Regions from separate parts of the Mus musculus genome. Here region 1 is linked to region 2. Evidence: chromatin contacts called from ENCODE Hi-C or POLR2A ChIA-PET data. All regions are on one chromosome and are shown on one strand. The core of a region is the stretch at or near the end of the contact, and the rest is flanking DNA. Distances in the headings are between cores, read along the strand shown.

Region 1 (5,969 bases), core at 3,007-5,506, 38 kb after region 2:
ATGGGTGTTAGGACACAGCCCAGTAGATAATTACTAGCGTGAAGTCTGAAATTTGGACCCCGAGCATCCACGTGAAAGCCACGAAGAGTAGTGACATGTCGAAACTCTCAGGGCTCAGGAGGAAGAGGCAACATCTTCAGGGCAAGCTGGGCAGTCAGATTGGGCAGGGACTGTTCTAGATTTTTAAAACCAGGGGTGCAAACTCAAAGCGTCTGGTGACCCAGGCTGAGGTCATTGGCTTGAAGCATAGGTGGAACACAGGGCTCCCGGGATGATTATGTGTCACGGGACAGTGAAGGTGAGGTGACTTCAGGACAAGTTTTTTTGGGGGATAACACATAAGGAAGAGCTTAATAATTTTGTGTCTGGAGAGAGAAAGAGGGGAGGGGGAGAGGGAGGGAGAGATTACAGCATCCCTGGGGCTCACTGGAACCCTAGCAGTATGGGATGCATATATATGCATTTCACTTTGGCTGAACTTCAGGGTCTCAAATTTCCACCCTTTGCTTGGCCTGTCAAGACCGGTCCAAAACTTTCCCACTGTCGTGTGACATCTGGATGACTTTTAGCTGGAGAGCAGACCTCAGCCCTACACACACACACACACACACACACACACACACACACACACATACATACATGTTTTCTTCACCTGCCATTGACGGCGGTGTGGGCAAGCATCTACCACACTATCAGGAGTGCTATGCTGAGCTCTGCATCCAGGTGTTCAGCCCAACCCCACAATGGGGAACCTGAGGAGACAGAGGAGGGATAGAGAGGCTATGTGCTGGACTCTCTCTGGCTGTCCCTGCTCTCATGCCTTCCTTTCCCAGCTCTGTAGCAAGCACCAGGTTAGTTAGCTCTTCTGAATCACTGGAATTTCACTAGTTCTCCTCAGCCTCTCACAGTTAGCCTGCTGATGGGTGGTCCCCAACCTCCCAAGTGCATGCCCCACTGCCTGTCACTGCCTCTGTCATGCTGTCTCCTGCTTCTCTTTTCTCTTTATCCTGAGCCAGTCACCTAGCTCACACCCCACAGCACCTGTGAGGTAGGCTCTTCTTCCCATTTCTCCCTCATCCTTAACTCTGCCCTGTCTGTCTGTCTGTCTGTCTGTCTGTCTGTCTGTCTGTCTTCCTTTGTCCTGCTCCCTTTGGACACATATGACCTCGCTTCCCCCATATGTTCAATGGCATCTCCTCTGCAGGATTATGGAGCTGACTTACTTGGATACAGGTCTGAACTCTGGCTGTTAGGGGAAGGGGTGCGAGTCTCCTCAACCTCCCTGGGCCTCAGTGGCTTCATTTCTTCCAATGGTGGTGTTAACAGGACCACTCACACCAGACTGTGGGAGTCAGCTGGAAAGATCACTTCTGAGCCTCCGATGGGCTCCTGCAACCCACCTCTGGTGGCTCTGGAGTCCTACACACCTTGTGTCTTCCCCTGACAGTCTCCCCCCATGACTGCCTGGCCACACTTTTTCATCCCTGGACATTAGCTGCTTGTCGTGCTAAGCTGGTCTCCTCCTCTAGCCATTCAATCTGTGGTTTTTCAAATGAGTCCTCATGTCCTTTGAGCCTTTCTCTGTAAAGTTAACTTTTTCATTCCTTCCCCTTAAGGGGACCTGCTTACAGAAGTGAAAGTGCTGGTGACTCACCAGGCGTCCATGATGGGTGTGCTACTAGGCTCTGGGTAGCCTGTTGCACAGTAATTATACTTCATTCTTTCTACACCTTTATTCGAATGTCAGGGATATTGTCTTGACTTGCAAGATTTTGTTTCCCCCACTATGGGTTAATTCCACGAGGGCCGGCTATACCCATCCTCACAGCCTGTTACAAGGATCAGTGAATATCTCAGGTCAGGTCAGTGTGGCCTCTGGAGCTGGGGTTTGTAGCCTGATCCATCTCCCTAGAGGATCAGGATGCCTGTCCACTCCGTCCCTGGCTTTCTGCACTGAGTTCTCCCTGCACAGAGGCTTCTGCTGGCCTATACCTGGCTGCCTGGCAGAGGTTGGTGCTACTTAAGAGGCATCTGGAAGAGGAAGAGCTCTGTGACTGTTCTCTGTTAGCATGTAGAATTAAAAAAAACTAACCAACCAACTAATCAAACAAACAAAGCAAAAAAAAAAAAAAAAAAAAAAAAGTAAAAGCTTCAATCTACTGTAGGGCCAGAAACTGTAGGGCCGAAACTGCACAGTTTGGACAGCTAGGGTGTTGTCAAATGAGTCAGGACAGTTCTGTCTCAACCATCCCCAACCCAGACTCATCTCTTCACAAACTCCAAACAGGTTGTTATTTATTTATCTGTGTTTACATTAATTCATTATCCCATTCCTTTAAGTTGTTAATCCAGTTATCTATCTATCTATCTATCTATCTATCTATCTATCTATCCATCTATCTATATCCATCCATTCATCTATCCACCCACCCACCCATCCACTCACCCACCTATCCATCCATCCATCCATCCATCCATCCATCCATCCATCCACCCATTCATCTACCTATTCTATCTATCTATCTATCTATCTATCTATCTATCTATCCTATCCTATCCATCTATCTATATCCATCCATTCCATCTATCCACCCACCCACCCATCCACTCACCCACCTATCCATCCACCTATCCATCCACCCATCCATCCATCCATCCATCCATCTACCTATTCTATCTATCTATCTATCTATCTATCTATCTATCTATCTATCCATCCATCCACCCACCCACCCACCCACCCACCCATCCATCTATCGATCTATCTATAACCTGTCTACCCACCTATTACCTATTTATCATCTATTTATGTGTTTATCTGTTGATCATCTATGTGTTTATCAGTCGATCGTCTATCATCTATCTATCTATCTATCTATCTATCTATCTATCTATCTATCCATCCATCTATCTCTATCATCTACCTATGTATTTGCCTATCAATCTATCAACCTATCAATCATCTATCTATGTATCTATCAACATACCATCTATTTATCTAATCTATCATAATGTATCTATTTATCTATTATCTATCTATGAATCCCTCTATCAATCTGTCATCTATCTAATCTATCATCTATCTACCATCTCTTCACCTATTATCTAGCTATCTATCCATCTATCCATTTGTCTGTGTCCACTCATCCATCCATCCATCCATCCACTCCAGAACAAGCCTGTCCTGTCTTCTGGTTCCCAGGGAATCCTGCTGTGTGTTCTCACGTGGCTCACTGTTTCTCTGAACTCCAATTCTCTCAGTATAGGTGAAGCTTGGAAACACTTCTACACACCAGGGCAGCGTGAATGTCTGTTAAAGACTGGCCGATATGTTATATCTCTAGACAGATAGTGTGAGTCTAAGTCTGAATCAGTAGAGGAAGGGGACCAGGACTCTGCCTTGCACCCACAGAAGATTCCAAAGTTTCTTTCCTCCAACATAGTGGGTTCCTGGTTCTAGTGGCTTGGAAGGTGGTGGGGTATCCTCCCCATGATGGACACATTTATACTGTGCCTTCCCACCGACCCCGGGGCTTCCCCAGCGGGCGTCACCTCCTACTTACACCCATGGATGGTCCTTATGGGTCCTTATACTTTGTTCTTCTCCATGTCCCAGCACCAGCACTCTCAGGGATGGGCTAGCACAGGGATATTCAACTAGGCCCCCAGACTGGCCCCTCTGATCTAATCCAAACCAAACCAGGAGAGCAAAACCCTTAGAGGCTGCACAGCCACGGCAGAGCCCTCGTATGGAGCTGCAGGCCTTTGGCCAGGCGCTCTGCCTTCCTTGCCTCCGATCATTCTGAGCCCTGAGAATGCTCTAGAGATGCCTTGGCTGTGCAGAACCTTTTGTAAATTGTCTCATTCCTAAGAGCCCTTCCTTCCTCAAGAGAGGGAGACAGGGGGAGAAAGGCAGAGGGAGAGAAGTGAGAGAAGAAAAGGAAGGAAGGGGTTTTTATCTGCAGCTTGAGCCTCTCCTTAGGATCAGAGTTTTGTGCACTGTTTGAATAAGGTCCACAGTTGAAGGTCACTAGCCATGCCTCTCCTGTGATGAGAGCCTGGCTTGGGAACCCAGTTCTGGCCTGTAACTCAGAGAAACCAGCTTTAAAAGCACGAGTCCAGGGTGGGATGCCTCCAGAGTATTGGCTGGAGGGACCCACTCAGGGACCCTCTCTCGGCAGAGGCAGCCTAGAGGGAGGAGAAGAGCAACAAGCCAGAGAAAGAGGCCAGGCTGGGGCTGGGACAGAGAGTCCTGAATCCCATCTCCAGGTGACTCAGTGCCTGCTTTTGACCTTGGCATTGACCTCAAGAGCCTTCTGCCAGCCTAGGATGTGCGTAGGAAGGTCTCCACACCCAGCTTTGGCTGGCCGCCTTCGGGCCAGGTCACCCGAGGCCAGGCTTGCCTCATCTCGGATTCTTTTCCTTCTCCACGCTGCTCTGTCCTGGCTGCTTTGCTCACTGCAAGTCAGCACCCGTCTGCCTTGGACTGGGTCATATTACAACCACAGCCGGGGCCCGGGGACCCAACCACGGTGTGCCAGAGCAGGTGGCTCGCCTGGGACCCTGAAGTGCACACAGCAAGGTCCACGTTCCTGAGTTTTGTACAAAATCGTCCACAGACTTTAGAATCCACCAGGACGCAGGAGTCAAGACAGCTGGCCTAATGCGACTTGAGCAGAGAAGCCCAGCCCTGCTCAAGACAGCCAGCCACAGGAAGTGACTGAGCCCAGGGCCTAGGCCAAGAGCCTTGGCAGGCCAGCTCTGCAGCCTGGGGAGTCACTGGGCTCCTCAAGTTACAGGAGCTGTTGTCATGGATACCAGTGGTTTTATGGTCTAGCAAGTGGAAACACAGGACACCCAGTTCCATTTGAGCGTCAGATCAACAGTGTAAGTCAACCCCTGGCCGTGCTTGGGAGACACTGATCCTAAGGGTCATTCTTTTCTTTTCTGGATTCTCACATACCAGGGTCCCTGGTGTTTGACCCATCAAACGATGGCCTCATTATTCTTGAAGGAAACCCCTTGAATGGAAGCATCCTCTCCCCTGTGATGTGCAGAGTCCCCAGATGTCAGGAACTCAGAGATCATTTCTCCTAGACTGTGAATGTTAGGTACCCAATACAGATGTCAGCAGTGTCTGTGATGTTGATAACAATTAATAACACTTGACACGGATGTTAGTGCTCATTCGCAGAGCGTCCGCTGTGCTCCAGACACACCCTTTGCTCAACTCTGTCACGTCTTCACTCAGGGACCCTGCGCATGGTGGCTGCATCCTGTCATCATGAACCAGGTTGTTCACAGGGCTCATTCGAGATAGATGCTACAGAGTGTGTGTCCCCCAACTGCCATGGTGGGGCGCTGTGCTGAGTGGCTTGTGAGGGTCACCTCATAAAGTGTCGACTGTTCTGTACACGGAAGTTATTCCTAGGTCATCGGGAGGTCTCTACTTTGAAAGTGGGGAAACTGAGTCTCAAGCTCGGGGACATCAATAGTCAGGAAGCTCAGATCCACAGAGAGAAGCTGGCTTCTGCCCGAGTTCCATACTCCTCTAGGCTTCTCCATCGGCCACATGGTAAGTTGGATCGAGGGTAGACAAGCTGGAGCTGTGCATGTCCCCAGCTGTGCCTAAGGGACCCTACTTCCCCTGAGAACAAAGCTATCACCAAGCCTGTCTCTGCTGCAGTTCATGTCCCAGCTGTGGCTCAGGGTCCCCCAATTCCCCTGCTACAGTGCATGTCCCAGCTGTGCCTCAGGGACCCCATGTTCCCTGCTGCAGTGCATGTCCCTAGATGTGCCTCAGGGTCCCCATGTCCCCTGCTGCAGTGTGTGTCCCCAGCTGTGTCTCAGGGTTCCCCCAATTCTCCTGCTGTAGTACATGTTCCCAGCTGTGTCTCATGGACCCCAGTTCCTCTGAGAACAGCATTATCACCAAGCCTGTCTCAGATGGGGTTGAGGTTTCCTCTGCA
Region 2 (5,723 bases), core at 528-3,027:
TGTCTTAACATTCATGTTTCATTCCTGAATTCAGTCCCAGAAACCCCATGGCATGTGTGCATCCACCAACACCACCCACACAAACACAAATGTATGTATGTATGTATGTATGTATGTATGTATGTATGTATGTATGTAATAAGGGTCAGTTTGGGTTGACTACCTGACGTCAGGCCCAGAAAGGGGTCAGATTTTCTAAGGATAAAATCATTTTTTTCATTCAACCAATGTTCGTGGGGAATACTATGGATATGCCAACCATTGTGTTGGCTGTTGGGGACAGAAAGTGACTGAATCCTGGCCTGTCCCCTGAAGATCCAATGCAATGAGGAAGGGTCATGGTAAATAAATAAATAAATAAAGAAAGAAAGAAAGAAAGAAAGAAAGAAAGAAAGAAATAATAAAAGGAAGCAGCAGAAGTTTGAAGAGAGCTAAATTTAACTAAAGGGCTTGAGACAATTCCCAGGATCACAATTGGCTTGAGCAGGTGTCTGCCAGGCATAAGGTACCATAGCAAGCATAACAGTATTTCTTTTCTCAGTGCCCAAGCAGACATTGCTAATCTGTTCCAGAGCACATGATCTCAATGTGGCTAGTATACTGAGCCAGGGAAGCAACGTGTAGGAAATGAGGCACCCCATTAGATTCTCCATGCTGCTTCCCATTGAATCTCTACCCCAAACATGTTTCTTACATGGCAGAGCTGAGGCCTCAGACTCAGACAGTCCTGTGTGAGGTCACAGCTATCTTAACTCCGGTTCAGTCTCCCTCTGCAGAACTGCTTGGCTGTTTCAGAGTATATAGTCTAATTCCACAATGTTATTTCCTGCTCCCTTGAGGATCAGCTACCTCCCACGCCCATGAATACAGGGTCTCGTAGAGCTTTTTCCCGGTAGCACCTCTTTCCTTTTGGCATCCTCTTAAGGCTTAGATGTCCATTGAGTGCTCTAGCATGGATTAGTCATGTCTGCCAGGATCAGGTAAAAAAAGCAGTGGTGTACCTGTTAATGGTCTTTCTAAGTCTGGGCTCATGAAGGCATTCCCTTTAACTCTGACTTTGTAGGACAAAAACAAAAAATTCCTCTCACCCTAAGGTGAGCTTTACTAACAGAGCAGAGGGGTTCTTATGACATGACATGTTTACCAAATGAGAGCCACCCTAGAGCTGAGCCTGGCGTCTCCTGGGTCTTTGATTTGCTCTGGATCCCCAGGGTCATTCTTAGCTGTGTGTCTGCCTGTTCCTGCAGCCGCTTCTTATACAAAGCAACTCCTGTCCCGATGAGGTGAGTGCCACAGCATCAGAAGGGCAGAAAGCCAAGAAAGTCTCAAGTCTCCTAGGAGCAGAGGCACAGATCAAACACAAAGCCATCCTGGCCCCTCCTACCACTCCTCTCACTGGTTCTTGGCTATTTTTCTGGAGGGGGCGGTCACCGATCCTTCCCCCCATATCCCAGACCTTCACACCTTAAATGACAAACCAGCGTGTATCAACCGCACCCCCCCTGAAAAAATTCCAGCAAGATATTAATAGATAAATAAAAATAGCTTCCTTGAGAAAGAGGAAGCCACTCAGCGAAATGATTCGTTTCTGTGCGTAAACTCATGAATAATCTTATGCGCAGTCCCCCCCCCCCCCAACACAACCCCCCAAGGAGCCAGCTTGGCTTTGGACTCCAGCTCCTCACCCTTGTCCCACGTTCCTTCTGGAAGGTCACCTCCAACCTCCTCCGCAGCCCAGAGCCCGGTGGCTCTCGTGCTAAGTCCTAATGTCCCCTCCCAGGACCACCCTTCCCTTTCAAGGAGACATTTCGTTTCTGGTGCTATGGAAACGCGTGGACATCTGAATGAAAGGCGGGGCTGCACTCGGGAATCACCAAGCAGGAAGGAGAGTCGATAAGATAATGGTGTGTGTGGGGGTGGGGTGGGGGTCTCCAGGCCTTGGCTTTGTGAACCAAACCAGCGACCAGCTTCTGGCTTCTTTGGTGTCACATTTTAGCCTACCAGCTGCCTCGGGAGCAAGATGATCCACTCTGCCTTTTTTTTTCTTCTTCTTCTTCTTCTTAAAAAAAAAAAAAAAATAAGATTTATTTTTTTATTTTCCCTCATGTGTTGAGGGAGGAAGCCCTGACAAGGAGGAGTGACAGCCCGCTAATTATTCCCTTACTGCCACTGCTGTTCTGGCTCTGGACGCGCTGCTCATTTCTCCCGGCTCCTCGCTGAATAATGCATGCGCCCCATCCGTATGCGGGCGGCGCCTCCCGGGACTGCAGTCTAACTAGCTGATAACTGATTCAGTTTGTAAGCAGGGCCGCTGGGAGTTGCAAGGAAAAGTAGCCAAGAACATATTCAACACTTCTCTCTGGTTCCTGGCGAACATCAAGGAGAGGCAGGCTGGCGTGTTGGTGGATGTGGGCGGGTGGTCCTGGGAGGGTACTTGACCCCACTCGAGAAGGACGGGCCTTGGCTCTGGCTGTGAGAGAGAGGGTGTGATCTCAGGGAGGCTATTAATGCTAAACACAGTTATGGTTAGTCAACATCTTAGTATAGACAGCTATGGTCTAAGGTTAGACTCTAAAAATGCATCCTTTTGTGGTAGAGTGATTCTCTTTACACAAACTACGACAGTTACAGAGTCTTAGGGACACTTATTTATCTAGCATCGTGGACTATGCCTGGCAGTCTGTCATAAGAACCCAGGAACAGCAATTCGTTGTACCAGCTAGCTACTATACTGCTACTACTACATGATAAGTGGTCTCCGCAGATCACTGGTCACAACAGCGCTTACTGCTCTTTTTGGTTTAGGGGTCTGGGGAGCCCAGGCTTGTGCTAAGTTCTGCAGTCCCTTCTGGGGCTCAGCTATAGGCTGCAGGCTGCAGGCTTCAGGTCTGAGTCAGACCTGTCCTGAGGTCTCATGGCAGGGCCTAGGCAAGAAGGGAGAGCTCGTGCGCCACAGAAATACAGACACACACTTCGGACCTCTGTCTTTGACGGCATGATGTCTACTAACAGTCCGGTTAGTAAAGCAAATTCCATAACCACATTCGTCAAAGAGGGGCTGGAAGGAAGGCCAGCACTGCCCACCAGCCTGGCCTCTTTGCAGATCTGCTACAGGGCACATAGCATCCCTTACTCATGCTGCTGCCCCTGGCATTACCAGGACATGCTGAGGTTCCTGCACTGTGTGGGGTAACCTGGAAGCACTGCTCAATTGTTGACCTGCTCCCAGCAAGCAGGTGGGTCCAGCCTTCTTTAGGAATTATGGGAACACTTAGCTCCTTGTCATCCAGTCTCTCTCTCTATCCAGGAGGTAATCGACAGGACTCCTGGGCTGGGGCAGCAGCAAAGCCTCCACTTCCTTCGCAAAGGGGCTGGAGACTGGGAAGCAGGCTGCCCCACTTCCTTGTTTCAAGGTTGAACTGTCTATTATCAGCTCCCCTTAGCTATTTAGGACCAACCCTTACCCAGAGTCAGTCTGGCTACAGGGCCAGGAGCAGAGAGAACTTGGTGTGGCCGCTCCGGCTGGATGTCGCGCAAGGAGACGGCTCCAGACGGAACAGCATAGAACGGAGTAGCTAGTCAAACGAATGCTTTGTGGATTAGAAGCATAGGCTTGAAGAGCCCAGTGGTGTGCACCATGCAGCGTTTAGTGTCTGTTTGCCCGGTACCCACAATGTGAGCTGCTGCTCTAAACCCTCTGCACAGTGGCCTGACACATCCACTGTGTTAGATGGGGTATTGGAACAGAATGAGGGATGAGTGAAGAGGAGATGCGTCCTTTCTCCAGGTGTGGGCTGTGATCCAGACAGCCGCCACACTGCATGTCTGACCTCCACAGACCACAGGCCCTGGAGTCGCACCACATTCATTTTAGGTCTTAGCAGGGTCATGTGGACAGAAGATCGGAGAACAGGGTTCAGTGCCTGGGCCCTCCTGAACCTGTACCTGGAAGTGGATGGCAGATCAATAGGTCATAAAGAATAGGAAGGAAATTCAGGCCCCAACACCTGCTGGCGATCTGGCACACAAATGTGCATCTGCAGGCCACCACCAGGCAGTGTCCACTCAAGGTTCCTATGGGGTGGGGGGGCAGTGGGAACAGCATGGAGGTTGTTGTTGGCAGGTAGCTTGGGACAGCAGCACAGATTTCTCCCAGGTGACCATTCACAGCACCCTGTAAGAAGAAAGCCCTTCCCTGATGTGTCACCGTTCAGAGGACACCCCAAGTTCCAGAATATCTCTGAGCAGCCCCTCCCTACCCTCCATCCCTCACATTCCTTCCTCTGGCCACCACCTCAGTCGCATTCAGGAACCGCTATGGCTGCAGCGGCTTGCTCTGTTGCCTGGAGTTCCTTCCCAGCCTGCTCTCTGACAGCAAAGGGCACCGAATCCAGAAGGTACTCAGTGCCCATCTGGGGGATCCATGTGCCAATGCTGAACTCCTCCTTAGCACTGAATAAGAGGGGGGCATGCCTTCTCCAACCACAGCCAGATCAGAATGGATGGAACCTGTGCAAGTGCTCACTGTCTGACTGCTCAGGCTGCTACACCAGTCAGTGACCAGACATGACAGATCCCTGGCATGGAGGCCAAACTTCCCTGCTCCCAGATGCTCACACAGCAGACATAGCTGATAGGCCATAGGTCCCATTCAAGTTTGGGACCTCTATGCAGTCACAAGCCATTACCTCGTTGGCACCAAGATGATGCCTTCCTGGCCCTCACTGCTTTTTGTTATTAGCTATAGACTTTAGATAAACGGCCTCCCAAGGTGTGCCTTCATGGCTGTACTTACCACCAACCTAGGCAGCTCTCAAGGGCCATAGGTGCTGAGAAACACACTGGCAGGTGACACTTTAGTGAAGAAGCACTAATTGGAAGGCTGCTGAGCCCACATCCCTCTCATCTCATGGTCTCCAGGGCACAGAACTCAGAACCTGGGATCCTCCAAACTGTGGGCTCATAGGAATTGTTTCACGGGAAGGGGCGATATTAGGAGGTATGGCTTTGTTGGAGGAGATGTGGCCTTGCTGGAGAGAGCGTGTCATTGTGTGGGTGAACTTTGAGAACTCCCATGCTCAAGCTATGCCTAGTATGGAACTCTGTCTCCTCCTGGCTGCTCACAGAACAGTCTCTCCTCCTGGCTGCCTTCGGATCAAGATGTAGAATTCTCGGCTCCTCCAGTCACCACTGTCTGCCTACATGCTGCCATGCTTCCCACCACGATGATAATGGACTAAACCTCTGAAACTGTAAGCCTGTCCCAATAAAGTGTTTGCCTTTGTAAGAGTTGCCTTGGTCATGGTGTCTCTTCACAGTGACGAAAACCCAAACTAAGACACATGGGCTTGAGGAAATAGAGTCTCAGGACAGTGACAGAATGTTGAGAGGGTCTCAAAAGGTCACCTGGTGACTCCAGCCCTTCCCTGTGCCTCCATGCCAGAAGCTCCCATTTGCACAGAGAGGACAGCTATGCAGGGAGGTAGCTGTGATCACAGCATAGGCGTCATGCTCTTGCTAGGGACTTCTTCAATGGGGCAGAGACATGATCCCCAGCCCCTCCTCCATGGTCTGGATCCCCACCCCTGGCAGTTACTTTGAGGAGACCAAGGAGCCAGAGCTCTCGAGTGAGGAGAGCTGTCTCTCCTCATCACTTGTCCAGTTTTACAAATGGGGAAACCGAGGCCAGAGAAATGACGGAAGCAGCCTGATCTCATGGAGGC

Evidence for each region. A loop is a pair of places that touch in the nucleus more often than their neighbours do. ChIA-PET counts read pairs that join two places held with the same protein, here RNA polymerase II (POLR2A).
Region 1: a map of gastrocnemius shows a loop between it and region 2 (2.1-fold over the local background). The contact joins the enhancer-like site here to the promoter of E130006D01Rik in region 2. A Hi-C loop is called at or near these places in 2 of 37 maps with a recorded cell type or tissue (gastrocnemius and left cerebral cortex). POLR2A ChIA-PET finds 5 or more read pairs at or near these places in 3 of 5 experiments (Patski and embryonic stem cell).

The regions. Positions count from the first base shown.
Region 1 is chr5:111,795,440-111,801,408 of GRCm38, forward strand. It overlaps Gm36535 (a long non-coding RNA gene), which reads left to right. Exons shown (of 2, transcript XR_003955955.1): 2 at 5,432-5,969. Among named protein-coding and RNA genes, the nearest start is that of Gm36535, 5.1 kb to the left of the region's middle. Within about 2 kb of position 4,257, at least 1 of the 3 ENCODE cell types and tissues checked has a DNase peak (open chromatin) inside an H3K27ac peak, as active enhancers do.
Region 2 is chr5:111,759,951-111,765,673 of GRCm38, forward strand. It overlaps E130006D01Rik (RIKEN cDNA E130006D01 gene), which reads right to left and starts at 1,778. Exons shown (of 4, transcript NR_045834.1): 1 at 1,686-1,778.